Linked DNA regions of Homo sapiens: region 2 is linked to region 1. Evidence: chromatin loops called from intact Hi-C (ENCODE). Cell type or tissue: chondrocyte. All regions are shown on one strand. Each heading gives the region's core, and the rest is flanking DNA. Links, peaks and the distances in the headings are about the cores only. Region 1 holds the start of LOC107986182 (a long non-coding RNA gene). Region 2 overlaps LINC01182 (long intergenic non-protein coding RNA 1182).

Region 1 (16,570 bases), core at 4,313-12,312:
CTCTCCCTCGTGCCACGTTGCTTCTCATTTTGGGCTTGGTCTCCACTTCCCAGTCCTTGAAGGAGTTCTCCAGGTCTGCCCCATTAGCACTGCATCTCAGAAGGAAGCTGCAGCTGCGCCGCCAATCTCCCGGTGGTGAGTAACCTTCCTGCTTTGCATCTAACCTTGTGTTCTCCATTGAGTGCTGACAGGTAGCAGTAGTCCTTCCTTTCTGAAAATGTCACTGAGCCATCTTCACAGAGAAAAGGCAGCGCTGACATTCTACTTTTCCTGTGACTGCCTGGAGAATGTTTAATCCCCATGACCTTGTGGCTATTTAACAAGAGCCAATCCTCAGACCTTGTCAGTCAGTGACAGCCAGCATTTTGTTTAATGGGCCCGAGGGTGGGCTTGGTTTGCAGTGGGGAAGGGTAACATCTGGTTGGAGTTTAAAAGGCAAATGGGGTTTCTCAGTGATTATTATTCATCAACAGTACTCAGATGCATGTTTTCCCTGTGTTTCTGTTTATAATCAAAAACAAATCCCAAACACAGATATTTAAAATCTACATTGTTTTTATGACAACCTAGCATGATGCCTCCTTCTGACTGACTTGGAGGATACCCCCCACCCTTGTTTGAATTTTCTGACACCAACAATTGAGTATTAAAGTATTATTTAGAATTATTGAAGCATAACATCTATGGACATTAATAGTTACCAGTTACTAAGCCAATGCTGACTTTGGTGATTTATTTATATTACCCAATTGTATCCTTCTAATAACTCTCCATATATAAAATTATGTCCATTTCACAGATGAAAAAATTAAAACTAAGTCAGAGACTCAGGACTTGAGCTGTTCTGAGAACTGTCTGTCATCCATCTATCATGAGATTAGCGTAGAAATTGAGAGTGTTTAAGAACTTTTATAGGTGTTTAACCCTGCCATGATAACCAAGCAATATTAGATTTCTCTAGTAATTTGTTTTTACTGTATTTTACAAAAGTTTCAATCCACAATGGTTTGGAATTAGAAAACAATTTTCCCTTTATCAAAGATGGTTTTAGAAGCTCTGTTCCAATAAAACCCTCCCTCTGGAATAATAGTCCAAGGTGTGGGGAAAAATAATTCAAATGATTCTAACTTGCCATTTAATGATTAGCTGTTCTTCACCCAAGTGGCTTGGCTTCTGGAGCGGCTGGTGGAGCCCAGACATCTATATTATTTAAAGCTCTACCAAAGATGTAAGCTCCATGAGGGTAGTGTTTGGGGTCTGTCTTGTTCACTGACGCATCCTGAGTCGAACTGTGTCTGGTTCTAGGTAGGTGCTTAATAAACATTATGAAGTGCATGAACAAATGAATAGCCCCTGATGGACAGACATGCTTGAGAAACACTATTTTTCACATTCCTATCTACACTCAAGATTTTACCTATGATAGCAGGCTGAAGATTCCCAGGATCTTACATCCTAGCAGGTAAGACAAACAATTAACCAACAGAATGATTAAGGTCACAGACATGCTAAGGAAGAATTGAAGCCAGATGTGATAAGCAAAATAACACCTCCATCCCTAAAGATGTCCATGTCTTCATACCTAGAACCTCTGAATATGTCAGGTTATGCAGCAAAGGAGAAATAAGGTTGAAGCTGGAATTAAGGTTGCTAATCAGCTGACCCTAAGATAGAGAGATTATTCTGGGTTGGCTGGGTGGGCCCATGATAGTCACAAGTGTGCTTAAAAGTGAAGGAAGGAGGCAGAAGAGGAGAGTCCAAGGACAAAGTGACTACAGAGGAATGGTCGGAGATACAATTTTGCTGGCTTAGAAGGCGGAGGAAGGGGCCATGAGCCAAGGATACAGGCAACCTCTAGAAGCTGGGAAGGGCAAGGAAATGAAATGTCCTTTATGAAAAGTAATGCAGCCCTGTAACACCTTGATTTTAGCCCACTGAGACATATGTTGGATTTCTAACATACAGAACTGAAGACAGTAAATGTATGTGTGTGTGTGTGCGTGCATGCGTGTGTTTCCTGAGTCAGGGTCTTGCTCTGTCACCCAGGCTGGAATGCATTGGCACGATCTGGCTCATTGAAGCCTCAAACTTCTGGGCTCCAGAGATCCTCCTGCCTCAGCTACTCTGGCTATTTTTTTTTTTTAATTTGTGTTTTTTAGAAATGGAGTCTCTCTATGTTGCCCAGGTTGATGTTGAACTCCTGGCCTTAAACGAAGCTCCCACCTCAGCCTCCCATGTTGCTGGGATTACAGGCATGAGCCATCACATCCAGCTAAGTCTGCATTGTTTTCAGCCACCATGTGAGTATCACTTTGTTACAGGAGTAATAGAAAACCAATGCACTGAGTGATGATATTGATTGTAAGCAGGGAAGGTCCCTTTAGAGGTCTCACAAAATGTAACAGTGTAATGAAATGCGAAAAAGCAAGAACTAACCTTAAAAGAGCTGAGAGAAGATTCCAGAAGAAGAAAGAGCTGGTATTGAGTTCCAGAGGGAGGACACTCCTTGGCAAAGGAGACCCAAGTGGCTGAGCTGGTGGAGCAAGAAACAGAGAGAGAAAAGATGAGATGGAGCTGGAGAGGTTGGCAGAGGTCCTCTGCAGGACTGGGAGGTCATGGCAGGAGGACTGGAGTTTATTTTAAGAGCAATAGATGGCTATAGAATAGAGCAGAAGGGTGATAGGTTGTTTTTCACTTTCTTAATGATATCCTTAGAGGCACACAATTTTTAATTTTGATAAAGTAAAACTTAAAAATCTTATCCTTCATCACTTGCAGTTTTAGTGTCATATCTAAGAAATCATTGCCAAACCCTAGACCACACCGTTTTACTCTGGCATTTCCTTCTATGAGTTCAACAGTTTTAGCCCTTACATTTAGGTCTATGATCTACCTTGAGTTAATGTTTGTGTATGGCATGAGGCAGGGATCCAATTTCATTCTTTTGCATGTGGATATGCAGTCGTCCCAGCACCATTTGTTGAAGGGATAAGTAACATTTTATTGCAATAAAGACAGACTCAGTAATAATGCTATGCTGAGCCATGTTGATGCCCAAGGCAAAAGAAAAAAATCAGTAACATAGTGTTTTGTAAATATTAAAGATACAAATTCTTTCTAATTTGGTCTTGAAGTCTCTCCCTGGAGAGTGGCTATAAACTCTAGCCCTGCCCTGACGACAGGGCTCCAGGGAAGGCAGTTTCTGGATGTTTACAGCATGCCTTTCAAGGGATACATCTTTATCCTGGTAGACTGCCTAATGCCTAAGTGTCCGGCCATGGCCAGGTGTTCCCCATACAGAAAACTTGCTTTTATTCACAGATGTCCCTGTGGCTCTTGTCTAAGCTGTGTTTAGTTTATTCCTACCAAGATAGCCACTCCATAGGAGAGCCCTGACCAGGAAAGAAGTTAGGCTCATGTTTGTCTGTCAGGGGAGACACAGGAGGAGGCAGCACAACACCGAGCATGAAATAACAGACATATTTATTACTTACAGATTCCACAGTGCAGGGGGCAGTATGCCTCCCAGGGTCACTGGAAAGGGGGAAGCCACTGAGGACACGTGCATTCAGCCAGCAGGTGGGGAGCAAGAGAGAGAGAAGGGGACCTGTAAGCCAAATTCTTTATTGGGTCCTGGGAGTTACTCAAGCAGGTTTCCTGTGGGGAGGTCTAACTGGTGGTACAAGCAGGCATTAGTTTCATGGGGGTCACGCTGTGACTAAGAGGTGGCCACTGTGGCACACCTGCACAGTCCATGTGGGGTGTGGAGGTCAGTGGGGCTAATTAGGTCAGTTGTATCTGGCTGTCTCATGGAGAGGTAACTATCACGAGTTATATAAGCCAGAGAGCTGAACTGACCACCTTAAGGAACTAGGAGGAGTTGTAAAACTGGATACTGCACCAAGGGTGACTAAGCCTGCTTCTGGTATGAGAAAGTTAAAGTTATATTCAAAATGGATACTGAAGCAACATGAAATTATAAGAATTCACTCAATACTATTTATCTTAAAATTTTATTTTTTTTTCACTGTGGGTTTTTGCATTAATTTTGTTTAAAATATTGCATTTAATATTACTTATCCTAGTTACTGAGACCTTGAAGCCCTTTTACATTTTGTGCCTAAAATAGGCCTTATTCACCTCACTCTAGTTAATGTCCTACAAAGTCCCTAGCTCAGCTTACCATGCCTTCCACACCCTAAACCCTGCCTGCCCCTCCATCTGCCTCTCACCCCCCATTCCTCAACTGTTATCACTAATAATACAGATTAGTTCATGTTTCCTTGCACACATCATGCTATGTCAAGTGTCTGTCATTTTGATCTTGCTCACCACTTGACTTGGAATCACTTATCTTTAATATCTTGCTCTTTCCCATCCTACAAGATCAGGTGTTAACTCCTCCAGAAAGCTTTCCTTGCGCCTCCGGGTGGGTTGGCGCTCCTCACCCAGGCTCCCACAGTGCCCTCCTCACCCATTGTGCTCCCATAATTATTATAGAATAATAACATAATAACATAGCATGTATTACCCTGTAAAATAATTATTTATTATTTGTCTTCTCTCCTTCTGGACTGCAGCACTTTGTCCCTTATGTCAAACTGTATCTTACCCACTTGAACATTCTCATGTCCTAGCACAGTGCCTAGAATATGACAGATAAGTAATAGATATTTGTTTAACAGTTAATCTAGCTAGAAGTACAGCAAGGAGAAGCCAATCCAATCTGCCTAAAGTGAACAGAGAAGGTTCCTCATGGAATCTCCCTGGTAGGAGGACACAAGTTAAGCATCTGGCACAGAACGCTTCCCTGCTAAAAAGGTGAGACATCCCAGAGAACAGAGGCTGTGCCTGAGGCAAGAGCTCCTTGTCTGGACTCCGAGGATGGAAGCAAAGACTTACAAGACCTCATTAGAGAGTCAGCCCCATAGACAGAAGGATAATTTAGAAATTTAATAACTGGATCTGGCCTACAAGTGAAGCAGAGAAGTGGCTACTTCCAAGGAGTGAAACAGTGAGCAAAATTAAGGGAAAATTCCCACTGAGCTCACTTCATTTATTCATTCATTCATTCACTAGTCATTTCATAAACATTTATGGAGCATCTTTTGGGGGTACTGGGATAGGCCCTGGAATACAGGGATCAAAGATCATCTCCTTACCCAAAGAAATCCATGGCCAAGTCAACTGCTGCAAACCTACTATGTGTGGGATGGGAAACCAAAAAATACAGGTATTAACAACAAAGTCTAGCCTTCAGTGTTTTTACTGGATTATTCTATTTGCCTATCCAAATCCACTCTCTATCTTTGTCCACCCTGCTATTCCCTGGGGAAGCTGAACCTGAACCACACTCTTGGGCTCCCTTGACCACTGACTACCAACTGCACATGGCCAGTGTTGTGCATCAGCAGGAGATTGGAAGGAGAGAAGTGAGTGAGGGTGTGGCATTTATTACTATTGCCGTGGGGTTTCCATGGGCCAGTTCTGTTGAAAGCCAGGAATCCTATGTTTCTTCCGCATAGCCCCCGCAGTCTTCTGGCTCTCTTTCCCCTCTCTCCACTCTTTCAGGCCTACAATAGCACCTAGATTTCATAGTCCTCTGGCATTTGACTATTCTTCGTGGTTTCCCTAAGCCCTGCTCCCAGCTTTGTAAGTAGTCCTTTATTAAATTCATTTCACATTATCCAAGTGTAAGTGTGCCATCTGTTTCTTGCTGGGACCTTGACTGACACAACAAGCTCCTAAGGGAGATGTGACAAGAACATCAATAAACGGGGGATGGAAGGAGGAATCCCCTTGGACATGTGAATGAATATATATGGCCACCCACTGGGAAAGGAGGCCATGAGAAAAAGTCAAAGCCAAACACGTTGGGATTATTTGCCTTTATGCCCAGGAAGCTGGAACAGAGCAGGGAGCTGGTCGAAGGTACCCGAGAATCCATCCCTGAAGGATAGCAGATTTGGAGGGTAAGGAAAGATTTCTTTCTACCTGAGAAGTGCCTAGGAGACAGTGACTCTGAGTTTTCTTGGGGTAGACAGCAATGAAGGCTTAATAAGCAGACCCCCCAGACTGGTCTCCTCTCCCCTTGCCACTGTGGGACCTTGAGGCAAAGGGAGGAGCAGACTGATGCACCTCGAGTGCTATAGAGAAAGGGAAACAAGACTGTTTCCTGAGTTGCAGAATATGTCAAAAAATAAGAGGACAAAACCACACTCTGTCAAGTCACCTTAAAGACACGAAATAGGTTCTAGGCCTATAAAAGTGCCTGTGGCTTAGCATAGCTAGAGGTTATCTAGATGTTTTCAGTCTGAGAACTTTCACCTGAGGAAGAAGGACACATCAGACTCTTCTAACAGCATTCGAGTCACACTACTCACATCCCTCTTTTCAGTTCCATCCTCCTCAAAACTCCTTAGAGGTATTATTTGGTTCCTCATGTGGTTTTCTTACATGGAAGAAGAACCATATGTATGCTGATCAGGTTTAAGGTACCTAACAAGTAGAATTCATGCTGAAAATCAATACTTTCGGCATCTGCAGTCTCCTAAAAGCATTGTTAGTGAGAGTCAGCCTCCCCAAGTCCAGGAAACTCAAACACTTTGAAAATCTAAACCCACAAAGCCAAGGTCAAAATCCTGGCTTGGGTGAAGTCATGAATATCAGTGCTGCCTGGAGGCTCCTTGGAAGCCCACCATCCACCAGCCTGGGACACACACAGACACACTGGTACTTTGATGAGCCCTGCTGCCCACTAAAGTGCTGATTTGTTAGAACAGCCATTGTACCAGGTCTCTCTCATCCCTTTCTTGAACAATGGATTGCTCTTCCAAACTTTTTTCTTTTTTTTTCTTTGACTTTTAATTTTAATTTTAATTCTTTAGTTGACACAGATCTTATATATATTTATTGTGTACAGCATGTTGTTTGAAATAAGCAGGCTTTCTGAAATGGCTAAATAGTGCTAATTAACATATGCATTACTTCACATACTTATCATTTTTGGGGGTGAGATACCTTGATCTGTTTTCAATTTCATAGCCTGGCATTGGCTCATTGTTCTATTTGACTGATTCTGCCTGTCACTGTATCTACCACCTCTGTCAGATTAGAGTAATCCACAAATTTGGTAAGCAGGCGTGACCTAAGTGACTGATAAAAATGTTAAATATACAACCTGAGGATTCTTCAATCCCATCCTGGCTTCTCTCCTTTTAAAACTTTGGTCTGTCCTTTTCAGAACTACATGCAGCATGACAAGTGTGGTCTAGCCTGTGCATGGCAAAGCATGCCTCTCACCTCGTTGAAATTCTCTGCTCCTGCAGGCTGAGATCAAAATAACTCCCTTACACATTATGGCTGATATTACTGAAGTGCTTCTGTCATTTTTATCCTGAAGATACTAAGTCACATCAGTGCATCTTGTTAGTTTTCTTTTGGACTCGGGTGTAACATGTTCTGTTCCTGTTCAGTTTCAGTTTTGCCTCATTATGCTTAGACCATTGCTGCAGCCTGTTAAGATCTATTAGGATCCTGTGCAGACCAGACTCAACCTCTCATCACTCGACTTGTGCCTAACTCTCTAGTACCATCCCATCCCCACTTCTGTCTCTACACTTTATTTCTAGCAATAGTAATTGCTTCAGGGCCTCCCCAATGTCTTCTAGACTGTGTGTAGGATACAATCTCTCCCACACAGAAAAAGTCTCAGACTAACACAAAGATCCACATCTCAAACTCCGACCCATTCCACTCCATGCAACAGAAGGTAAAAGGATATGGGAGATCTCTGAGTCATGTGACCAGGAGGCTGGGGTCTAGTCCTGTCTTCACCCTTAAAAGGCTCTTGTCTGTCCTGTGAGCAGGCATAGGGTACAGCAGTCTGAGGATACACCAGGGTCTTTCTGCCCCTCTCTAGCTGGAGCAGAGGCTGCTCTTGCTTCCCAATATCCATTCTCTCATTCTTTTCTGCTCGTAAGAACAGACCCCAGTATTTAGAACAGCACATATAAACCCCTGAAATGATGGCATTGCCAGCTGCTTTATAGCCAGGAGTGGTCAAGAGATAAAGTTTTGGCCAATGAAGTGGGAAAAGTCATGTGTGACTGACTTTCAGGAGGGTCTTAAAGGGGAGGGAATAAATGATCTTTGTCCTCATCCACTTGCGCCTGCTGTCTGCCTGGAATGTGAATGTGATGACAGGCTTTCCAGCAGACATCGTAGGACCATGCAGTAAACTTGAGGTTAGAAACTGGTCTGATGATTCTGGAGGAGAAAGATTGAAGCATGGTCTCGGAAACACCATGCCAAGCCTAGACTGCCTTTACGCCAACTTCTTTTATGGGAGAAGGGAAGTAAGCTTTTACACATTTAACACACCTTTCAGAAGCCACTTTCTTCTATATTTATGATGTTATCTCTAGCTGCTTAACTCTGGAAAAGCCTCCTATTCTCTAACCCTATTTATCCAACTGCAAAATGAAACTAACAATATAACAGGAAGGGGAAAAAGATCATATGTCAAGCATTGACAAGACACTAGGAATATGAAGGCAAAAAGATAAAGGCAATTCAGTCTGCAGATTTTATGTGATGATCACCTCTCATTGCTCACTCACTATTTCTTTCTTTCTTTCAACAAGTATTTATAAAGCCTCAACAGAGATGACAGTTCTGAAGGGACTAGGGTTGCCATATTTAGTAAGTAAAAATACAGGGACAACAAATCTTTTTTTTTTTAGCATAAGTATGCCCTGTGCAATATTTTTTTATTAAAAAGATAATTGTTGTTTATCTGAAATTCAAGTTTAACTGGTTGTCCTGTATTTTATCTAATGACCCTACCTGGGGCTACCATGGTGAATAACACTGAAAAAAGCCCATCCTGCAAGGAGCTGTCTTCCAGTGGAGGGGATGGTGCACAAACCATGAAGCTCAATATCAGAACTGAATGTAGGGATAAGTGGCATGAAGGAAATAAAACCACTACAGTGTGACAGGAAGGTGACTCTTCAAGATTGTCAGGGAAGTCCCGTGAGGATGTAACATTTCCCCAGATGCCTGGACATTGAAATGGAACTAGCCAAGCCAGGGGAGGACCAGTCCAGCCTCAGGGGCCAACGAGAGCAAAGGCCCTCATGTGGGAACATGTTTGGGATGTTCTAGAATCCCAAGGCCAGTGGGGTTAATGTTAAGTGGAGAGAGGTGTGCTGGAGCCCAGTCATGTAAGGCCCATAGGTGATTTTTTTTTAAAAGAGGCCATGGATTCTATTTTAAGAGTAAGTAGCAGCCATCAGAGGGTTAAGAAGGGAAGAATATCGTCCAATTTATTTATTATTGTTTATTTTTTAAAGAAGGTCTTGATTGCTTGGTGGGGATGAGACAGGGTTGGAGAAGTAAAGGCAGCTGCAGGAGAATGAGTAAGGGGCTTTTCAACAGCACAGCTGAACTGACAGAGGCTTCAGCTGGAGAGCTGCAGAAGACCTGGTGAGAAGGATCCCACGGGCTATGTGTTTGGGAGTAGGGCAGACAGGACCAGTGAAGAGATTCACTGTGGAGGCTGCAGGAGAGAAGCGAATCAAATATGATGTGCAGGGCTGGGTCCTGAGTAACTGAGTAAAAAGTTCTCATTTACTGAGATGGAGACACTATTCCTAGGGCAGGTTTGTGGACAGCATGGGGCAGAATATTAAGGAGCTTGTCTTGGCCAGATTCCTTAGATTAGATAGTCAAATGGAGATGTTAACAATTAAAAGTTGCTTTTATTATCCCTAATTTACAGAAGAGGAAACTGAGGTCTCGCAGGTTAGAAAAGCAGGACTCATAACAAAACCTGTCCAGACCCAGCTTGCTTCCCCAGACCACACTATTATAAACCTCCCTGCTGCAGACGCGAAACAAGCACCAAATGAGATCATAGACTTTTAAATTATAATGATTATTAACGTGGGACAGTGTCTGGAGACAGGCAGGGCATGGAACCTACAGGATCTAGGGAGCAGGTAAAATGTGCTCGGCTCTGCTTTGGAGCTGAGTCCTCCGCACGCCAGGGTCAGTTACATTTCCACAGACAAGCTGTTCCACAGCCAGACTTCACGCCATCCCCTCTGAATCATTTAAATTGCCTTTGCTAAATAATTTACCTCCATGTAGACAAAAGGGTTCCACAGGCTCCCCAAACATTGTGGGACTGGTGCATAATTTACAAAGCATTGCTTAGCCGCCCCGTGCAGGGAGAACAACAGGGCTTGGACACCTGCCAGAGCCAAGGAGGGCACCAACTGGAAAGGAGGCAAAACACAGCTCCATCAAACAGAGGCAAAGGCACCTACTGACACCTGGATTCTCAAGGCCAAAAGCAAGACAGGAAAATGTGAGGGTCAAACTGCCTCTGGGCACAGGCTGAAGCCAGTGAGGGAGGGGCACGTAGCTAGCATGCGTGCTGGAAGTCTGAGGAAAATATCATCAATGCTACACTCTTCCTGATTACCAATATCCTGAGACCTAATTAATTATGTCCTTTAAAAAAGCAGCATTGCCTCTGGTAAGAAGCATGTTTAGCAAATACCTGAGCATTTTAACACAGGCAAGAACGATGTGGAATTCAGACAGGAAGGGCAATTTTCTGTGCCTGGAATGCCTTCCTCCACATCCCTTATGCACTTGACAAATTCCTGCTCCTTTTTCCAGAGCTGTCCTCAAGGGTTACCTCCTCCAGGAAGCCTACCTCACTCCCAGAGGCAGACCAAGGCTTCCTTCTCATCGTGAACTATGTTTTATCTCTCATTTCATTGTATAATAAATGTTGTTTTCCTCCCCTGGACTCAGGTCCTTGGTAACAGAGTTTCTTTAAATCTGTAGTCACAGTACATGATTCAGTGGTAGCACATTCTGTATTCATTGTAGAATGAAGGATGAAACAAACAAGACATGCACCATAACTTACAAGATATTTTCCCCAGCATTGCATGTAGTATTGTTGCTTTAAGCATAAAAATTCATATCCCAAGAGAATGGCAAAGTGTGTATAAAATAAGCAAACATACCAGAAGTTGCTCAGCATCTTCAAGAGTCGTTCTGCCCCTTGCTCCATGTCTTAGCCCATTTTCTGTTGCTGTAACAGAATATCACAGATTAGGTAACTTATAAAGAAAGGAATTTTATTCATCTCACAGTTCTGGAGGCTGGGAGTTCCAAGAGCATGATGCTGGCATCTGGTGAGAGCCTTCTTGCTGTGTCATAACATGGCAGAGGGTATCACATGGCGAGAGGGCAAGAGCACACATGCCAGCTCAGGTCTCTCTCCCTCTCTTATGAAGCTGTTGTTCTCATAGTGGAGGCTCCACCCTGACAACTTTATCTAATCCTAATTACCTTGCAAAGACCCCATCTCCAACTGACATACGGATTTGGGAATTGAGTTTCCAACACAAGAAATTTGGGAAACATATTTAAACTATAGTGCTCCACTTGGACTAATACTTCCCATTTCTAACCACCTGTCAGCTTCAGCTCTTTGAGTTTGGCATCTAATTCATTTTACAATGCCTGACTCTTAATAGGATGATTGGGTTCTTGAATCAGACAGATATATTTTTTTTGGAAGTTTCCAGCCATGCCACTTAGAAGCTGTGTGGCCTCAGTTTAGTAAGTTAACCTCTCTGATCTTCAGCTTCCTTACTTATAAAACAGGCACAGTAGAAGTATAGAGGTATTAATAATGCCTACCTCATTGTAATGTTGTGAATATTAAATGAGATCAGTGTATATAAATATCTTAGTGCAGTGCCTAGAACTTAGTGATCATTGAATGAATGTTAGCTATTACTACTGTTTTCACTTTACTACAAGATGTATTGTCCATTCTGTCACTGCACCTGCTTTCTATGTTCTCTACCAGTACACACACCTTCAGTTCAGCCCTGGACTTGCTGCCATGTATCCAATACCCCATGATCAGACCCAGAACACATTTGGCAATCATAGGTTCTCTTCTTGTGATTATAACAAATTTCCTCTTCCTGGATGCTTCTCAAGATCAAGAGTAAAAATCTGAGTTATCTTAAGCTATGTTTGGGTTGTCAGTCTGTGCTGCTTTGAATATAACTCCCCCAAAATACTGCCTCATATAAAGCCCCAGCTTATATTAGGGTTACTTGTGTTTGAGCCTAAAGATACAATGGCAGTTAGAATTTAAATGGCATTTACTATGTGCTTGGTACTTTTTAAAAGTCATTTATATTTAGTACTTAAAACCGAAGAGGTACCAGTATATCTTCATTTTGCTTATGAGAAATTGAGGCACAGAGAGGTATCGTATGAGGGTGGGAGTGTGTCACACTCTGCTCAGGAGGGCTTGCTAGTCAGAGCTGTAAACTAAGTTTACATCCTTGGGAGAAGAAAAACTTTGTCCATTCTAAAGGGTCTGACTTTTCCCAGTTTTAGACATCAAGGAAGAGGCAGGTTCTGTTATAGAAAACCCAGCCTTGTAAGGCAAGGATTAGATGGGCAGGACCAAGGAATGGTCATCATTCTCTGAGCCCACTCTCTTTAGTTAAGATTTTAATGCATCTGAACATATTGAAAAAGAAGGTGGCAGAAAACTGGCCCTTGACTCAAGATAGCTTTTAGACTTAGGGCAGGGTAGGGAGATAGGTTGTAGGAAAATTGAGACTACTGTTAGGTAGCAGGTATCCCATACAATAAAATGTCAAGTGGTACCCTCTAGAGTTAATTCGCTTCTGTTATCTGGGAGCCCTGTTAATCATTCTTTCATGCCTTGGTTGTACCATGGGGAATAAAGGAGTGGATTTAGGTTCACCTTGGACACTTGTGTGAAAATAAGATCTGCAGTCTCTGGAACCAGCTTTGTTGGATGCAAAGAGAAAGTGTGTCTCAGGGATAAGAAAGAACTCCCTGCTAACCATGGGGAGCTTCTCCATCTATTGCTAGCCAAGGTGGATGAAGATTTGATTTCATTAAATCACCCGGCACATTTCTTTACCTGCCCATAGGTGAGTGAGTCCATAGGAGAGTGAAAATGGAGGCCATTTCCAGCCAAACCTGGAGGCTTCCGTGGGTCAGACAACTAGGCCCCAAGAGAAGAAAAATAAATAAGTTAAACTCCCTTCATCGGGAAAATAAACATCAAATGGCATGTGATAGTGTGCACTGCATAAGTGAATAAAGGAGGTTTAATTCTTTAATTATTGCCTCTAGTTTCCCCATGGTAACAAAGGGCAAGTTGATGAAGAGAGATAATCAGGGCATAAAATATTGTGTCTCCTTGGTTTATTTCACTTAATAAAATAATAAAAATATTTCTCCTTAAGTTCCCAGTCTTGCTTAAAAAAATGAGACAGTATTTTTATCTAAACTCATTTCAAAACAGATCCATAAAGATTTACTGAGTACCTACTATGACACTGGGTTCAATATGATGGTCTCTGCTCAGAAAGCACAATTCTGACTTCCCCTTGACAGTCCCCACAACTCACATTCACACACTTTTAAGAAATTTCAGGCCAGACATGGTGGCTCACACCTGTAATCCCAGCACTTTGAGAGGCCGAGGTGGGCAGATCACCTGAGGTCAGGAGTTCGAGACCAGCCTGGCCAGCATGGTGAAACTCTGTCTCTACTAAAAATACAAAAATTAGATGGCCATCGTGGTGCATGCCTGTAATCCCAGCTATTCAGGAGGATGGGGCAGGAGAATTGCTTGAACCCAGGAGGCAGAGGTTGCAGTGAGCTGAGATCATGCCACTGCACTTCAGCCTTTCAGTCTGGGTGACAGAGCGAGACTCAGTCTCAAAAAAAAAAAAAAAAAAAAAAAAAAGGGAAAGAAATTTTAGTTATCTAGTGGACTCTTAGAAGATATTTTCGTTTACAACATTCACCATCAAGAGTCTATGACTTCACTAATATTCACCTATATTCCTTTGAAAGATTGTGTCTAGCAATCTTTTGTGTTCATGTTAAGCAAACTATATTTATTAAGAAATACTTTGTTTCCCCATTTTTGTATTTAGAATTTCCAATAGGAATTTCTTTCAAGAAATAACCCATGTGCTTTTACTGAGTTAATAGACTTCCAGCCAAAGTGTCTCCGTTCACTCAATAATCATGAATACAGTAAATACCTGCTATGACCCAGGCATTGTTTGCCATACTTGGGATACAACAGTGAACAAAATTCTAGGTCCTCGTGTAGCATTAATTCTAGTTTAAACATAAAGTCAAAACAAAATTTACCAAGAAAAAGCAAATTACATTGTATATCATGTCATGATTAGTGCTACTGGAAAATGCAATGCAAGGTAAGAGAGGGAGTCATGAGATGTCAGGGGATAGTGGTGATGAATGTGGGGAAGGGAGGCTGTAATTTAAGAGTACTGAGCATAGGTGTATTAGTCCATTTTCACACTGCTGATAAAGATGTACCCGAGACTGGGAAGAAAAAGAGGTTTAATTGGACTTACAGTTCCACATGGCTGGGGAGGCCTCAGAATCATAGCAGGAGGTGAAAGCCACTTCTTACATGGTGGTGGCAAGAGAAAATGAGGAAGATACAAAAGCGGAAACCCCTGATAAAACCATCAGATCTCATGAGACTTATTCACTACCATGAGAACAGTATGGGGGAAACCACCCCCATGCTTCAAATTCTCTCCCACTGGGTCCCTCCCACAACACATGGGAATTAAGGGAGTACAAATCAAGATGAGATTTTGGTGGCAACACAGAGCCAAACCATATAATTCTGCCCCTGGCCCCTCCAAATCTCATGTCCTCACATTTCAAAACCAATTATGCCTTCCCAACAGTCCCTCAAAGTCTTAACTCATTTCAGCATTAATCCAAAAGTTCATAGTCCAAAGTCTCATCTGAGACAAGGCAAGTCCCTTCCACCTATGAGCCTGTAAAATCAAAAGCAAGCTAGTTACTTCCTAGATACAATGGAGATAAAGGATTTGTATAAATACAGCCATTCCAAATGGAAGAAACTGGCCAAAACCAAGTGGTTACAGGGCCCATTTGAGTCCAAAGTCCAGTGGGGCAGACAAATTTTAAAGCTCCAAAATGATCTCCTTTGACTCCAGGTCTTACATCCAGGTCATGCTGATGCAAGAGGTGGGTTCCCATGGTCTTGGGCAGCTCTGCCCCCGGGGCTTTGCAGGATACAGTCTCCCTTCCAGCTGCTTTCATAGGCTGGCATGAGTGTCTGTGGCTTTTCCAGGCAAACAGTACAAGCTGTCAGTGGATCTACCATTCTGGGGTCTGGAAGATGGTGGCCCTCTTCTCACAGCTCTCCTAGGTAGTGCCCCAGTAGGGACTCTGTGTGGGGGCTCTGACCCCACATTTCCCATCTGCACTGCCCTAGCAGAGGTTCTCCATTAGGACCCTACCCCTGCAGCAAACTTCTGCCTGAGCATCCGGGCATGTTCATACATCTTCTGAAATCTAGGAGGAGGTTCCTAAACCCTGCTTCTTGACTTCTGTGGACTTGCAGATTGAACACCATGTGGAAGCTCTCAAACCTTGGGGCTTGCACCCTTTGAAACCACGGCCCGAGCTCCATGTTGACCCCTTTCAGCCATAGCTGGAGTGGGTGGGACATAGGGCACCAAGTCCCTAGGTGCACACAGCATGGGGACCCTGGGCCAGGCCCATGAAACCATTTTCTCATAGATGTCCTGGCCTGTCATGGGAAGGGCTGCCATGAAGACCTCTGACATGCCCTGGAGACATTTTTCCCATTGTCTAGGGGATTAACATTTGGCTCCTCATTACTTATGCAAATTTCTGCAGCTGGCTTGAATTTCTTCTCAGAAAATCGGTTTTTCTTTTCTATCATATTTTCAGGCTGCAAATTTTCTAAACTTTTATGCTCTGCTTCCCTTAAAAAGTTGAATGCTTTTAACAGCACCCAAGTCACCTCTTGAATGCCTTGCTGTTTAGAAATTTCTTCCACCAGATACTCTAAATCATCTCTCTCAAGTTCAAATTTCCACAAATCTCTACATCAGGGGCAAAATGCTGCCAGTCTATTTGCTAAAACATAGCAAGAGTCACCTTTGCTCCAGTTACCAACAAGTGCCTCATCTCCATCTGAGACCACCTCAGCCTGGACCTTATTTTCCATATTGCTATCAGGCTTTTGGTCAAAGCCATTCAACAAGTCTCTAGAAAGTTACAAACTTTTCCACATTTTCCTGTGTTCTTCTGAGCCCTCCAAACTGTCCCAACCTCTGCCTGTTACCCAGTTCCAAAGTTGCTTCCACATTTTCAGGTATCTTTTCTGCAACACCCCCACTCCTGGTACCAATTTACTATATTAGTCTGTTTTCATGTTGCTGATAAAGACGCACATGAGACTGGGAAGAAAAAAGAGGTTTAATTGGACTTGTAGTTCCACATGACTGGGGAGGACTCAGAATCATGATGGGAGGCAAAAGGCACTTTTTACATGGTGGTGGCAGGAGAAAATCAGGAAGATGCAAAAGCAGAAACCCCTGTTAAAACCATCAGATCTCATAAGACTTATTCACTACCATGAGAACAGTAT
Region 2 (16,570 bases), core at 3,421-11,420, 56 kb after region 1:
ACATGAACTACAAGTAATAATGCGTATAAAGTGTTTTATAAGTACCTAGCAGTTAAGAAGCAATGTTAACTATGATTTTGCTTAATCACTCCTTTATTTTATTTATTGTTATTTTGTAGGGGACTCCTGGTTTTTGCCTTTCCCTGACTAAGATGGCCTCCTCCCTTTCACTGTTTCACCTGTGATCATTCTCCTCTTCCCGCAAAGTTTGATTTAAACATCATTTCCTCCAATTACCCTCAGACCTGCAAGTAGGGGTCACTCAGTCCTGCTGTGAGCTCCTGGCATATCGTTTACTGCTGGGTCACCTAAGTACCTAGTTGGTCTGCCAGCTCCTAAATGGCAGAGACCACATCTTAACACCTGTGTGCTCTCATTAAGGCCACAATGAACATTTCTTAAATTAAACCTCATTCTGCCTTTATCTTAGGTCTCCTGCCTGTCTGAAAGTGTTTGCTATATGCATAATGATCTCTCCAGCATGCTAAGGTCATCTGCAGCAGCAAATGTCTCTTAAGGGTTGATTATGGGTCCAAGGATCTGAAAGATTTTCTATGTGATGGAATTAGGGGGTTTGAATTCCAATGTAGATACTCTGGTGAGGAGGAATAAAGATCCTTCCCCTCATTTAGACCCAAGAGACAGAAATACTACCACCAGTTGGTGATCACTGAGGATCCGTATTTGTTAGGCATTGTATGAACCTTCTCCATGAACTATCTTCTTGGTGTCTCAAAACAATCTTTTGAAAGAGGTACCAAAATTATTCCCATTGTTATAATTATATGCCCAATGTCACACAGCAAAGATAACTGTCCAGGTAGGTCTATCTTACCCAACATCTGTGCTTCTTATCACTCTACTGTAGATCTCTCAAACGGTAAGTCAATTGGTATCATTAAAAGGAAGGTACAAAAATCCAGGAACACATTCATAAAACTCTTTAGACCCACAACTGGAAATGCCAGTTGGATGGTCTTTTAATTTTTCTGTTTCCCTAGTAACAGAAATCATTCTTCAAAAACAAAACAAAACAAAACAAAAAACAACCTTAGAAACAAGTCTGCTTTGTAAAACAGGTAACACAGAACTGCTCCAGGTTGAAGAAGGTTGGGGGAGCTATGAAATCTCACCCACCTGTCACTCCCTTCCCACCCAGGTGCCCTTAAAGGCACTCTGAGGCACCAGCTGATTACACCTTCATAGTCTGTAGATGTGGAAAGAAAGGCCTGGAAAGAGGAAATCATTTACTAAAGCTCACTCAGCTCAAAAGCGGCAGGGCCAGGAATTCTAAGTCCCCTGGCTCCGAAGCCAAAGCTCTTTTGACAGTATTTTGATGTCTCATTTGTGACAACTAGGCTTTCTTACTAAGAAGTGCAGAATTATAAAATAAAGTCAACAAAATCTACAAAGGATTACTATACTTCATCTGATCTAGGATTATATCAGTTACAAGATTCACTCCAATTTGTGATGTTAAAAATTCTAGACCTCAGAATCAATACAATGAAATGTGTCAAGAGTGTTTATTCCTCTGTCATTTGGTGCAAGGCACTTCTGTTGATTCTCCTTTTGTCCTTCACCATTCTAAGACATTGGTTCCAATCTTTGTTTTTGGATTCAAGTTTCCTTTGGAATCTGGTGAAAGTTATGGACACTCTAGCTAGAAAAATTCACATTGCATTGACATGGTGTGGGATACAGCCTGACAGTCTCCTGAAGCCATTCCACAGAACCTATATATTTTATGTATTCCTGATAAGACGTAAGTCCCATTTGAAGAGCTCAAATGTTTCCCACTTATGCTGTTTCTATGGAAAGGAAAAACAATCTGCTATCCATTTTACAAACACAAAATTAACCTCTATGCTAAAGGGTGGAGCTTTAGGGTGAAAGAACAAAGGAGTCAAAGTTACCTCCTGGCCAAGCTAACAGTTTCCCAACCCCCACTGTCATTCTCTTAGGCAAGGATCAAATTTTTTAAAGTTCTTAAATTTTTGAAATGAGAAATCCTAACTATCAAAAGCAAAATGAAGCAAGTGAAGCTAATTGTGTTTAGAGTTAGTGCTTAACCACTCAGAGAAAAGAATTATTTCCATTGACTTCCGGAGCACAGTAATTTTACAGTACATCCCTCTAAGAACAAAAATAGCAACTGGAAAGGAATTGTAAACTCTTTTCAGTAATTATATTTTCAGTTTAATATTGACATTGTTATTTCAAACTATAAGCCTTCAGCAAAGTGTTATTGGAGATTTTCATTGCCTGGATTTCTGTTAGTTTTAAAGTAGAGAACCATGGAAGATGGTCTTATGAGTTGGAAAAAGAGAATGAGTGTTCTAAATCTATATCCATCTCCCAACCAGCTTTGTCTGTCTCTAGGCAATTACTCCAGAACAAACATGCTGTATCACAAGAATTATTAATTTTATCCTAAAGTAAACAGACTCATCTCCAATGATAAAAGAAATTATCTACCCACATGACTTGACCGATATCTTTTTAAGAAATATATCCTTGGTTTTACTATTGTGTGATCAATCTGTCCAGGCTTGCCTGGTACTTGTCTGTTTTTAGCTGGAAATCCAGTGTCTTGAGATGAGCCTCACTTCGGGGCAAACAGGGATGGTTGATCACTGATATGGTTTAGCTGTGTCCCGACACAAATCTCAAATTGTATCTCCCAGAATTCCCATGTGTTGTGGGAGGGACCCAGGGGGAGGTAATGGAATCATGGGGGCTGGTCTTTCCTGTAATCTTCTTGTGATAGTGACTAAGTCTCATGAGATCTGATGGGTTTATCAGGGGTTTCTGCTTTTGCTTCTTCCTCATTTTCTCTTGCTGCCACCAAGTAAGAAGTGTCTTTTGCCTCCCATCATGATTCTGAGGCCTCCCCAGACATGTGAAACTGTAAGTCCAATTAAACCTCTTTTTCTTCCCAGTCTCGGGTATGTCTTTATCAGCAGCATGAAAATGGACTAATACAGTAAATTGGTACCAGTAGAGTGGGCCATTGCTGAAAATATACCTGAAGATGTGGAAGCAACTTTGGAGCTGGGTGACAGGCAGAGGTTGGAATAGTTTGGAGGGCTCAGAAGAAGACAGGAAAATATGGGAAATTTTGGAACCTCCTAGAGACTTGTTGAATCGCTTTGCCCAAAATGCCGATAGTGATATGAACAATAAGGTCCAGGCTGAGGTGGTCTCAGATGGAGATGAGGCACTTGTTGGGAACAGGAGCAAAAGTGACTCTTGTTATGTTTTAGCAAAGAGATTGGCAGCATTTTGCCCCAACCTTAGAGATTTGTGGAACTTTGAAGATGAGAGAGATGATTTAGGGTATCTGGCAGAAAAAATTTCTAAGCAGCAAAGCATTCAAAAGGTGACTTGGGTGCTGTTAAAGGCATTACATTTTAAAAGAGAAACAGAGCATAAAAGTTCAGAAAATTTTCAGCCCGATGATGCAGTAGAAAAGAAAAAAACATTTTTTTTAGGAAAAATTCAAGCCAGCTGCAGAAATTTGCATAAGTAGCAAAGAGCCTAATGTTAATCCCCAAGACCATGAGGAAAATGTCTCCAGGCTATGTCAGAGATCTTCATGGCAGCCCCTCCCATCACAGGCCCAGAAGCCCAGGAGAAAAAAGTGATTGTGTGGGCCGGGCCCAGGGTCCCCATGCTATGTGCAGCCTAGGGACTTGGTGCCCTGTGTCCCAGCCATCCCAACTGTAGCTGAAAGGGACCAAGGTACAGCTCCGGCTGTGGCTTCAGAGGGTGGAAGCCCCAAGCCTTGGCAGCTTCCATGTGGTGTTGAGCATGCGGAGGCACCGAAGTCAAAAACTGAGGTTTGGGAATTTCTGCCTAGATTTCAGAAGATGTATGGAAATGCCTGGATGCCCAAGCAAAAGTTTGCTGCAGGGGTGGGGCGCTTGTGGAAAACCTTTGCTAGGGCAGTGCAGATGGGAAATGTGGGGTCGGAGCCCCCAAACAGGGTCCTTACTGTGGTACCGCCTACTGGAGCTGTGGAAAGAAAGCCACCGTTCTCCAGACCTCAGAATGGTAGATCCACCGACAACTTGCACCGCACCGTGCACCTGGAAAAGCCGCAGACATGCAACACAAGCCTGTGAAAGCAGCCAGGAGGGAGGCTTTGTACCCTGCAAAGTCACAGAGGGAGAGCTGCCACGACCATGGGAACCCACCTCTTACATCAGCAAGACCTGAATGTGAGAACTGGAGTCAAAGGAGATCATTTTGGAGCTTTAAAATTCGACTGCACTGCTGGATTTCAGACTTGCATGGACCCTGTAACCCCTTTGTTTTGGCCAATTTCTCCCATTTGGAATGGCTGTATCTACCCAATACCTGTGCCCCCATTGTATCTAGGAAGTAACTAACTTGCTTTTGATTTTACAGGCTCCTAGGCAGAAGGGACTTGCCTTGTCTCAGATGAGACTTTGGACTGTAGATTTTTGGGTTAATGCTGAAATGAGTTAAGACTTTGGGGGACTGTTGGGAAGGCATGATTGGTTTTGATATGTGAGGACGTGAGATTTGGGGGTGGCAAGGGACAAAATGGTATGATTTGGTTTTGTCCCACCCCCCGCCCCCAAGATCTCAACTTGAATTTTATCTCCCAGAATTCCCACATGTTGTGGGAGGGGCCCAGGTGGAGGTAACTGAATCATGAGGGCCAGTTTTTCCTGTGCTATTCTCGTGATAGTGACTAAGTCTCATGAGACCTGATGGGTTTATCAGGGGTTTCTGCTTTTGCTTCTTCCTCATTTTCTCTTGCTGCCACCATGTAAGATGTGCCTTTCACTGCCTGCCATGATCCTGAGGTCTCCCCAGCCACGTGGAACTGTAAGTTCAATTAAACCTCATTTTCTTCCCAGTCCTGGGTATGACTTTATCAGCAGCATGAAAATGGACTAATACAGTCACCCTATCATGCAAACAATTTATTCATCTTCCCCTGGGCTGACACTCTTTTTAAAGCCTCCCATATTAACTGAGGATAGTTCTTGCCAACCCCTCTGGAAAAGATGGCACCATGCCAAAATGCCTCTTTTCCAATCTTTATATTTCACTTTTGATAGAAGGCATGGCAGAGAGTTGGGAATGGGGTAGGATGGGAACTTTCAATTTACCCAACCATGTGTGCCTTCCCTAGTGCCTTATGTTCTTTACTTTTCTTAAAATTATTTGCCTTCCCAAATAAGTCATACCTCCAAGACATATTCTATTGGCTACATGGAAGGAAAGGAAAGAAAATGAACAATTTCCAAACCCAGTTGAGTGAGCACCTGGGACAAAGAACATAGGCTCTGAAAGCATGGGGTTGATACTTCTGTTAGTGTATTTGAGGGTGGGGCAAGGCCTGGAATAAAGCTGGAAGCTGGCCTCTTGGGGAGAAAAAAAAAAAAAAACAGGGACAGCATTCAAGGGCAAAATGGAAATTAAAACCAGACAGCTTGTCCAACTAAGTCATCAACCTGCGGGACCTGGAGGAAGAGGACATGACCAGCAAATGGAAGCAAGATTGGCACTAAGGAGCAAGAGGGTTCAAAGAGAAGCTTGGGAAGCAGGATGTGGAGAAATTCCATGGAAAGACAGTATGGCCACTACTGTTCTTCTGTTTGGTTTTAAAATTTTTATTAGGAAAATTACAGACATATATAAGAGCAGGGGGAATAATATAATAAAATCCTATGTATGCATTTTCAACTTTCAACAATTATTAATCATGATGGCTCTTGTTTCATTCATATGCCCCCATTTCTTCATTCCAGATTGCTTTGAGACATATTCTAGATATATTATTTCATTTATTATTTCAGTATTTCTCTCTGAAAGATAAAAGTCTCTTTATAAAAGTGTATTAATAATATTATTACGTCAAAAAAATACACTAGCTGACATGGTTTGGTTGTGTCTCCACTCAAATCTCATCTTGAATTGTAGCTCTCATAATTCCTACATGTCATGGGAGGGACCCAGTGGGAGGTCATTGAATCATAGGGGTGAGTTTTTCCCATGCTGTTCTCATGACAATGACTAAGTTTCCTGAGATCTGAGGGTTTTAGCAAAGTGAGTTCCCCTGCACATACTATCTTATCTGCTGCCATGTAAGACATGACTTTTCTCCTCATTCAACTTCAGCCATGATTGTGAGGCCTCCCCAGCCATGGGGAACTGTGAGCCAATTAAACTTCTTTCTTTTGTAAATTACCCAGTCTTCAGTATGCCATTATTATCAGCCTGAGAACATACTAATACAGTAAATTGGTACCAAGAGTGGGATGCTGCTGTAAAGATATCTGAAAATGTGGATGTGACTTTGGAACTGGGTAACAGACAGAGGTTGGAACAGTTTGGAAGGCTTAGAAGAAAATAGTAAAAAGTGGGAAAATTTGGAGCTTCTTAGAGACTTGGAGGGCTCAGAAGACAAGAAGATGTGGGAAAGTTTGAAACTTGTTGAATGACTTTGACCAAAATACTGATAGTGATATTGATAATAAAATTCAGGCTGAGCTGATTTCAGATGGAGATAAGGAACTTGTTGGGAACTAGAGTAAAGTTCACTCTTGCTATGCAAAGACACTGGCAGCATTTTGCCCCTTTCATAGAGATCTGTGGAACTTTGAATTTGAGAGAGGTGATTTGGGGTATCTGGCAGGAGAAATTTCTAAATGGCAAAGCATTCAAGAGGTGACAGAGCATAAAAGTTTGAAAAATTTGCAGCCTGATGATGCAACAGGAAAGAAAACACCCATTTTCTGAGAAGAAATTCAAGCTGGCTGCAGAAATTTGCATAAGTAATGAGGAGCCAAATGCTAATCAGCAAGACAGTGGGGAAAATGTCCCCAGGGCCTGTCAGAGAGCTTCATGGCAGCCCCTCCCATCAAAGGCCTGGAGGCCTAGGAGAGTAAAATGGTTTTATGGTCCAGACTTAGGGCCATCCTGCTTTATGCAGCCTCCAAAATAGTGCCCTGCATCCCAGCTGTTTCAGCTCCAGCTATGGCTAAAAGGGGCCAAGTATAGCTCAGTCCATTGCTTCAGAGGGTACAAGTCCCAAACCTTAGTGGGTTACATGTGGTGTTACACTTGTGGGTACACAGAAGTCAAGAATGGAGGTTTGGGACCCTCCACCTAGATTTTAGAGGATGTGTGGAAATGCCTGGATGTCCAGGCAGAATTTTGCTGCAAGGGCAGGGATCTCATCAAGAAACTCTACTAGGGCAGTGGGGAAGGGAAATGTGGGGTTGGAGCCCCTACACAGAGTCTCCACTGTGGCAGTGCCTAGCAGAGCTGTGAGAAGAGGGCCAATGTCCTCCAGACCCCAGAATGGTAGATTCACCAACAGCTTGCACTGTGTACCTGGAAAACCCAGAGACACTCAATGCCAGCCCATGAAAGCAGCCAGGAAGGGAGGCTGTACCCTGCAAAGCCACAGGGACAGAGCTACCCAAGGCTGTGGGAGCCTGCCTCTTGCACCAGTGTGACTTGAATGTGAGACATGGAGTCAAAGGAGATCACTTTGGAACTTGAAGGTTTAATGACTGCCCTATTGGATTTCAGACTTGCATAGGGCATGTAGCCCTTTGCTTTGGCTAATTTCTCCCATTTGGAATGGATTACCCAGTGTCTTACCCCCATTGTATCTGGGGAGTAACTAATACTTACTTTTGATTTTATAGGCTTATAGGCAGAAGATACTTGCCTTGCCTAGTCTCAGATGAGACTTTGGACTATGGACTTTGAGTTAATGCTGAAATGAGTTAAGTCTTTGAGGAACTGTTGGAAAGGCATGATTGGTTTTGAAATGTGAGGACATGAGATTTGGGAGGGTCCAGGGCAAAATGATATTGTTTGGCTGTGTCCCCACTCAAATCTCATCTTGAATTATAGCTCCTGTAATTTCCACATGTTAAGGGAGGGACCCAGTGGGAGGTAATTGAATCATGGGGGGCAGGTTTTTCCCATGCTATTCTCATGATAGTGAATAAGTCTCACAAAATCTGATGGTTTTATAAAGGGGAGTTCCCCTGCACAAACTCTTTTGCCTGCCACCATGTAAGACATGACTTTGCTCCTCATTCGCCTTCAGCCATGATTGTGAGGCCTCCCCAGCCATGTGTAATTGTGAGTCAATTAAACCTCTTTCCTTATAAATTAGCCAGTCTTGGGTATGTCTTTATTAGCAGTGTGAGAACAGACTAATACACTAACCCTAATGTATTATCAAGTATCCAATCTGTTCAAAGCTCCTCCTCTTCCTTATTACAGTGGTTAATCTGTCTTTTATTATTTTTTTCTTTATCTATAGGCTTTTTCATCTCTTTTGTTTTCCCTTACAACTTATTTGTTGGAATAATCTGTAATTATTTCAGCAGAGTTTTTCACAGTCTAGATTTTTCCAAGTGCATGCCTGAGATGTTGTTTAGTATGTTCCTCTATCTCCTGTATTTCCTAGAAGCTGTTAGGTAGATTTAGAGGTTTGATCACATTGAAATTCAATTTCTGTCAACTTTTATGATAAAGTGAGGTTCTATCAGGAGGCACCTAATGTCTGATTGCTTCTATTTACATGATGTTAAGATTAATCAGTGTTGTCAGTTGTTGTACCTTTCATGAAGTCCCCCATTAACATTTCACCTAATGGATATACAGATGCTCCCCAACTTATTATGGGGTTATGTCATAAACTCATTGCAGGTTGAAAATATCATAAGTCAAACATGCATTTCATACACCTAAACTACAGACATCATAGCTGAGCCTAGCCTACTTTAAAAGTGCTTAGAACACTTACATTAGGCTACAGTTGAGCAAAATCATCAACAACACAAAGCCTATTTTATAATACAGTGTTAAATATCTTATGAAATTCATTGAATACTGTACCAACCCTGTAATATTACCTGTTACATTACCAACCCTGGTAATATAACAAAACAAGGCCTTTCAACACCCCAAAAAAATCACACTAGTTCACCAGCAATGGATCCAAACCAAGAAGAAATCCCTGATTTACCTGAAAAAGAATTCAGGAGGTTAGTTATTAAGCTAATCAGGGAGGCACCGGAGAAAGGCAAAGCCCAATGCAAGGAAATCCAAAAAAATGATACAAAAAGTAAAGGGAGAAATAGTCAATGAAATAGATAGCTTAAAAAATTTAAAAATTCAGGAAACTTTGGACACACTTTTAGAAATGTGAAATGCTCTGGAAAGTCTCAGCAATAGAATTGAATGAGTAGAAGAAAGAAATTCAGAGCTCAAAGACAAAGTCTTTGAATTAACCCAGTCCAACAAAGACAAAGAAAAAAGAATAAGAAAATATGAACAAACCCTCCAAGAAGTCTGGGATTATGTTAAACTACCAAACCTAAGAATAATTGGTGTTCCTGAAGAAGACAATTCTAAAAGCTTGGAAAACATATTTGGGGGAATAATTGGGGAAAACTTCCCCAGCCTAGATAGAGACCTAGACTTCCAAATACAAGAAGCACAAAGAACACTTGGGAAATTCATCACAAAAAGATCTTCTCCTAGGCACATTGTCATCAGGTTATCCAAAGTTAAGATGAAGGAAAGAATCTTAAGAGATGTGAGACAGAAGCACCAGGTAACCTGTAAGGAAAACCTATCAGATTAACAGCAGATTTCTCAGCAGAAACCTTACAAGCTAGAAGGGATTGGGGACCTATCTTCAGGCTCCTCAAAAAAAAAAACAATTATCAGCCAAGAATTTTGTATCCAACAAAACTAAGTACCATATATGAAGGAAAGATACAATCATTTTCAGACAAACAAATGCTCAGAGAATTTGCCATTACCAAGACACCACTACAAGAACTTCTATAAGGAGGTCCAAATCTTGAAATGAATCCTGGAAATACATTGAAACAGAACCTCTTTAAAACATAACTCACACAAGGCCTATAAAAGAAAAATACAAACTAATAAGCAAAAACAAAAAAACAAAAACAAAAAAACAAAGTACACAGGCAACAAAGAGCACAGTGAATGCAATGATACCTCACATTTCAATACTAACATTGAACGTAAATAGCCTAAATGCTCCACTTAAAAGATACAGAACTGCAGAATGGATAAGAACTCACTAATCAACAATCTGCTGCCTTCAGGGGACTTACCTAACACGTAAGGACTCACATAAACTTAACGTAAAGGGGTGGGAAAAGGCATTTCATGTAAATGGACACCAAAAGTGAGCAGGCATGCAAACGGACACCAAAAGCAAGCAGAAGTAGCTATTCTTATATCAGACAAAACAAACTTTAAAGCAACAGTAGTTGGCCAGGCGCTGGGCTCACGCCTGTAATCCCAATACTTTGGGAGGCCAAGGCAGGTGGATCACGAGGTCAGGAGATCAAGACCATCCTGGCTAACACAGTGAAACCCCATCTCTACTAAAAGTACAAAAACAAAATTAGCCAGGCATGGTGGCGGGCGCCTGTAGTCCCAGCTACTTGGGAGGCTGAGGGGGGAGAATGGCATGAACCCGGGAGGTGGAGCTTGCAGTGAGCCAAGATCATGCCACTCACTCCAGCCTAGGCTGCAGAGCGAGACTCCATCTTAAAAAAAAAAAAAAAGCAACAGTAGTTAAAAGAGACAGAGACATTAGATAGTGATAAAAGGCCCTGTCAAACAGGAAAAATATCACAATCCTAAACATATATGCACCTAACACTGGAGCTCCTAAATTTATAAAACAATTACTAATAGACCTAAGAAATGAGATAGACAGCAACACAATAATAGTGGAGGACTTCAATACTCCATTGATAGCACTAGACAGGTAATCAAGAGAGAAAGTCAACAAAGAAACAATGGACTTAAACTATACCTTGGAACAAATTGACTTAACAGATATATACAGAACATTTCATCCAACAACTGCAGAATACATATTCTATACAGCAGCACATGAAACTTTCTCCAAGATAGACCATATGGTAGGCCATAAAACAAGCCTCAATAAATTTAAGAAAATTGAAATTATATCAAGCATTCTCTCAGACCAACTCCAATAAAACTGGAAATCAACTCCAAAAGGAACCTTCGAAGCCATGCAAATACATGGAAATTAAATACCCTGCACTTGAATGAGCATTGGGTCAAACACTAAATCAAGATGGAAATTTAAAAATTCTTCAAGCTGAATGACAATAATGACACAACCTATCAAAACTTCTGGGATATAGCAAAAGTGGTGATAAGAGGAAAGTTTATAGTCCTAAACACCTACATCAAAAAGTCTGAAAGAGCACAAACAGACAATTCTAAGGTAACACCTCAAGGAACTAGAGAAACAAGAACAAACCAAACCCAAGCCCAGCAGAGGAGAGGAAATAACCCAGATCAGAGCAGAACTAAATGAAATTGAAACAAAAAAAAAATACAAACGATAAATGAAACAAAAACTGGTTCTTTGAAAAGATAAATAAAATGGATAGATTCATAGCAAGATTAATCAAGAAAAGAAGAGAGAAAATCCAAATAACCTCACTAAGGAATGAAACAGAAGATATTACAACTGACACCACTGAAATACAAAACATTATTCAAGGCTGCTATAAACCCCTTCATGCACATAAACTAGAAAACCTAGAAGAAATGGATAAATTCCTGGAAAAATACAATGCTTCTAGTTTAAATCAGGAAGAATCAGATACCTTAACAGACCAATAAGGAGCAGCAAGATTGAAATGATAATTTAAAAATTACCAACAACAAAAAAGTCCAGGACCAGACAGATTCACAGCAGAATTCTACCAGACATTCAAAAGAATTGGTACCAATCCTTTTGACACTATTCCACAAGTTAGAGAAAGAAAGAACCCCCCTTCCAACTCCTTCTATGAAGCCAGCATCACCCTAATACCTAAACCAGGAAAGGACAGAACCAGAAAATGAAAACTACAGACCAATATCCTTGATGAATATAGATGCTAAAATCCTTAACGAAATACTAGCTAACCAAATCCAACAACATATCAAAAAGATAATCCACCTTGACCAAGTGGGTTTCATACCAGGGATGCAGGATGCAAGTAAATAAATGTGATACACCACATAAACAGAATTAAAAATAAAAATCACATGATCATCTGAATAGATGCAGAAAAAGCATTCAACAAAATCCAGCATTCCTTTATGATTAAAACTGTCAGCAAAATCGGCATACAAGGGACATACCTCAAGATAATCAAAGCCATCTATGACAACCCCACAGCCAACATAATACTGATGGAGAAAAGCTGAAATATTCCCTCTGAGAAATGGAGCAAGACGAGGATGCCCACTCTCACCACTCCTCTTTGACATAGTACTGGAAGTCCTATCCAGAGCAATCAGACAAGAAAAATAAATAAAGGGCATCCAAATTGGTAAAGAGGAAGTGAAGCTGTCCCTGTTTGCTGATGATACGATCATTTACTTTGAAAACCCTAAGGACTCCTCCAGAAAGCTCCTGGAACTGATAAAAGAATTCAGCAAAGTTTCTGGATACAAGATCAATGTACACAAATCAGTAGTTCTTCTAGACACCAACAACAACCAAGCAGAGAATCAAATCAAGAACTCAGCCCCTTTTACAATAGCTGCAAAAAATGAAAATAAAACACATAGTAACGTGCCTAACCAAGGAGACGAAAGACCTCTACAAGGAAAACTACAAAACACTGCTGAAAGAAATCATAGATGACACAAACAAATGGAAACACAACCCATGCTCATGGATGGGTAGAATCAATGTTGTGAAAATGACTGTACTGCCAAAAGCAATCGACAAATTCAATGCAACTCCCATCAAAATACCACCGTCATTCTTCACAGAGTTAAAAAAAAAATTCTAAAATTCAAATAGGACCAAAAAAGCCCGCATAGCCAAAGAAAGACTAAGCAAAATGAACAAATGTGGAGGCATCACACTACCTGATTGCAAACTATACCATAAGGGCATAGTCACCAAAACAGTATGGTACTGGTATAAAAATAGGCACATAGACCAATGTAACATAAGAGAGAACCCAGAAATAAACCCAAATACTTACAGCCAATTGATTTTCAACAAAGCAAACAAAAACAAAAGTGGGGAAAGGACACCCTTTTCAACAAATGGTGCTGGGATAATTGGCTAGCCACATGTAGGAGAATGACATTGGATCCTCATCTCTCACCTTATACAGAAATCAACTCAAGATGGATTAAAGAATTAAACCTAAGTCCTGAAACTATAAAAATTCTAGAAGATAACATTGGAAAAACCCTTCTAGACATTGGCTTAGGCAAGGAGTTCATGACCAAGAACCCAAAAGCAAATGCAATAAAAACAAAGATAAATAGCTGGGACCTAATTAAACCAAAGAGCTTTTGCATGGCAAAAGGAATAGTCAGCAGAGTAAACGGACAACCCACAGAGTGGGAGAAAATCTTCACAATCTATACATCTGACAAAGGACTAATATCCAGAATCTACAACAAACTCAAACAAATTAGTAAGAAAAAAAACAAACAATCCCATCAAAAAGTGGCTTAAGGATATGAATAGACAATTCTCAAAAGAAGATGTACAAATGGCCAATAAACTTATGAAAAAATTCTCAACATCACTAATGATCAGGGAAATGCAAATCAAAAAACCACAATGTAATCTACCTTACTCCTGCAACATTGGCCATTATCAAAAAGTCAAAACAAACAAACAAACAAACAAAAACAGTAGATGTTGGCCAGGATACAGTGAACAGGGAACACTTCTACACTGCTGGTGGGAATGTAAACTAGTACAGCCACTAATGGAAAACAGTGTGGAGATTCCTTAAAGAACTAAAAGTGCTACCATTTGATCCAGCAATCCCATTACTGGGTATCTACCCAGAGGAAAAGAAATCATTATTTGAAAAAGGTACTTGCACACGCATGTTTATAGCAGCTCAATTCACAATTGCAAAATCATGGAACCAACCCAAATGCCCATCAATCAACTAGTGAATAAAGAAACTGTGATATATACATATATATACACACACACACACACACACACACAATGGAATACTAAGCAGCCATAAAAAGGAATGAATTAACAGCATCTGCAGTGATGTGGATGAGACTAGACCCTATTATTCTAAGTGAAGTAACTCAGGAATGGGAAACCAAACATCGTTTGTTCTCAGTGATATGTGGGAGTTAAGCTATGAGGATGCAAAGGCATAAGAATGATACAACGGACTTTGGGGACTTGGGGGGAAGAGTGGAAAGGGGACAAGGGATAAAAGACTACAAATATGGTGCACTGTATACTGCTCAGGTGATGGGTTCTTTTGATGTTAAACTTCCATATTTAGCCTTTGGAAGCAATTTCATATTGTTCCTAAGTTAATTTTACATGGTCCCAAGGGCCTTTGATAGCTTCCTTGCTTTCTGATGCAATGAGATGTTCTAGTGAGATGCAATGAGACACATAACTCATCTTATGTGTTTTTTGTCCCACACTTATAATCAACCATTTCTCAAAGAAGCCCAAGCTCCTTAGTAAGAAATGATATTTGGAGACCACAATTTGGATGTCAAGGGTCCTCCTTGTTACTGGGTTGATCATTCTGTCTAGACTTTTTCAGTGGACACAACTAATTTGTTTTTTTCTTACTGGAAGAAAATATATTCCAGTATAAAATAAGAAAATATATTTTACTTATATCTTTCCTCTCTAATGAGTAAAAGCCTCAGTTCCTAATGATATTGGAATTATTTCTTATACTACATACACATATAAGTGGGTGGGTGTGCATATTTCTATATCTATATGACAAAGAAGGGACATAAGCATAGATTGTGTTTTTATGTCAGAGGGAAGTAGGACATCAGTAGGAGGGATACTTAAAGAGGAGCTTCTGAAGGAAGACAAGGAAATATGGAGGGCAGAAAGTAAATTAAGGAGTGAGAGAGCCTTTACATGGAATACTTTCTGAATGCAAAATTGTAGTCTTGTGCACAAGATAAATATGTTTATATACCAGTAAAAAACTTGCTGAGAGTAAGAAACTCTAATACCATATACCTTGACCATCACCCAGAGTAATAGCAAACCTTTATATAGCATACCATATGCCAGGCATTGTCTAAGTAATTACTATATAAACTCATTCAATCATACAACACTAAGAGACATTATCATTATTATCTCCATTTTATGAAAGAAAAAATTGAAGTACAGAGACATTAAGCCACTTTCCCAAGGTGAAATCACTAGTGAATAGCAGTGCTAAGATCCAACCTGGACATTTTGACCTTAGAGTGCCTTCATTATGCAATATAACTCTCAAGATAGTGTATTAAAGACCATCACATGAACACATGCAAATATTCACACATACAAGCAAACACAAATGATTTGAGAAAGTGAAGTACTGGTAATCCCAAGTTATAAACATCTCACTGTAAAATAGGATTTTGAAAACCCATGAGATTTCCACACAAATCAGCACAACTTGTAGAGCCAAAAGAGCATGTAGGAATTAGAATTAAAACTCAGAGACACAGAGAGAGAGAGAGAAACAGATGAATGATTAGATAGATAGATAGATAGATAGATAGATAGATAGATAGATAGATAGATAGATGATAGATAGACATCGATGATAGACACATAGACAGATACTAGATAGATACATACATACATGTATGTATCTATCCATTTATTCATTCATTCTTCATTTCACAAATGAAGATGCTGAGAGAGTAAGGAAAGTTAAATAAGTAAGTCTGAAAAGTCAATGAATCCAGAATCATGTGGTCCAAAGACTTTGCAATGCCTTTAGCGTTGAGGAACCCAGTGTGACAGAGGTGATGAGTGGCCAGTCTTGAACATGGGATCCAGGCTGTCTCCTCTCAAGATGCAGCACTAGCGGTATCCATGAGGCTTTCCTTCTCAGCAGAGAATTCAATCCAACTACATCACTAAAATCAGCTAGAAATAGTCCATTTGTAAAAAGTCATCTCAGCATAATGGGTGAGAGGGGGAAATCCCTAATACAAGCCAGAGCAGGTGCAGGAAGCCATCCACCTCCTTCCTTCATCCCAAAGGGGCAATCATCACAGCTTCACTGCCAGGATGTGTGAGAAGCAGGGCTTACAGCTGGGCAGCCCTCATGCCAAAAGTGCATAAACCCAAAATGGAAGCTGGAGGGAAAAGAAAGGCAGGCTTAGCACATCAATCCTCCCACTTGCTCCCCATTGGAGTTGGAGCTGGGGCGAGCAGACGTAAAAACATCACCAGCTGGTGTGTTTCCTGGCAGGGACACCAGCCGTAGCCTTGCCCGCCCCCAGACATAATACTGCAGCAAACAACTTCCATCTGTAGCTCCATTTCCTTTATTTACTAGCACTACTAGGCAGGAGAGGAGAACAAACCAATGTTTTGGAGGCCCATCAGGACCTGGGCGTTGCCTCCAGCAGAACAGTGTTGATGGATGGTAGACAGTCAACAGACAAAGCCTCATTATACTTGTAAACCCAAATACAAAATAAATGATTCTTCTTTTGC

What was found. Peaks named below come from ENCODE experiments on the same cell type or tissue, not always from the same donor. Only the 100,000 strongest peaks of a DNase experiment are listed, where the experiment ranks them.
Region 2: it touches region 1 in a loop (5-fold over the local background); 2 of 110 quality-filtered maps call a loop at or near these places.

What each region holds. Positions count from the first base shown.
Region 1 is chr4:13,824,326-13,840,895 of GRCh38, reverse strand. LINC01182 (long intergenic non-protein coding RNA 1182) reads right to left here. Exons shown (of 4, transcript NR_121681.1): 3 at 11,049-11,116. LOC101929048 (a long non-coding RNA gene) reads left to right here. Exons shown (of 5, transcript XR_925415.3): 1 at 1-135; 2 at 1,306-1,462. It overlaps LOC107986182 (a long non-coding RNA gene), which reads right to left and starts at 8,021. Exons shown (of 4, transcript XR_001741382.2): 1 at 5,163-8,021; 2 at 3,495-3,552; 3 at 2,437-2,533. In chondrocyte, for the core only: no CTCF peak of the experiment used is centred there; no DNase peak of the experiment used is centred there.
Region 2 is chr4:13,767,033-13,783,602 of GRCh38, reverse strand. The region is part of intron 2 of LINC01182 (long intergenic non-protein coding RNA 1182); the gene reads right to left. The region is part of intron 4 of LOC101929048 (a long non-coding RNA gene); the gene reads left to right. Among named protein-coding and RNA genes, the nearest start is that of LINC01182, 120 kb to the right of the region's middle. In chondrocyte, for the core only: no CTCF peak of the experiment used is centred there; no DNase peak of the experiment used is centred there.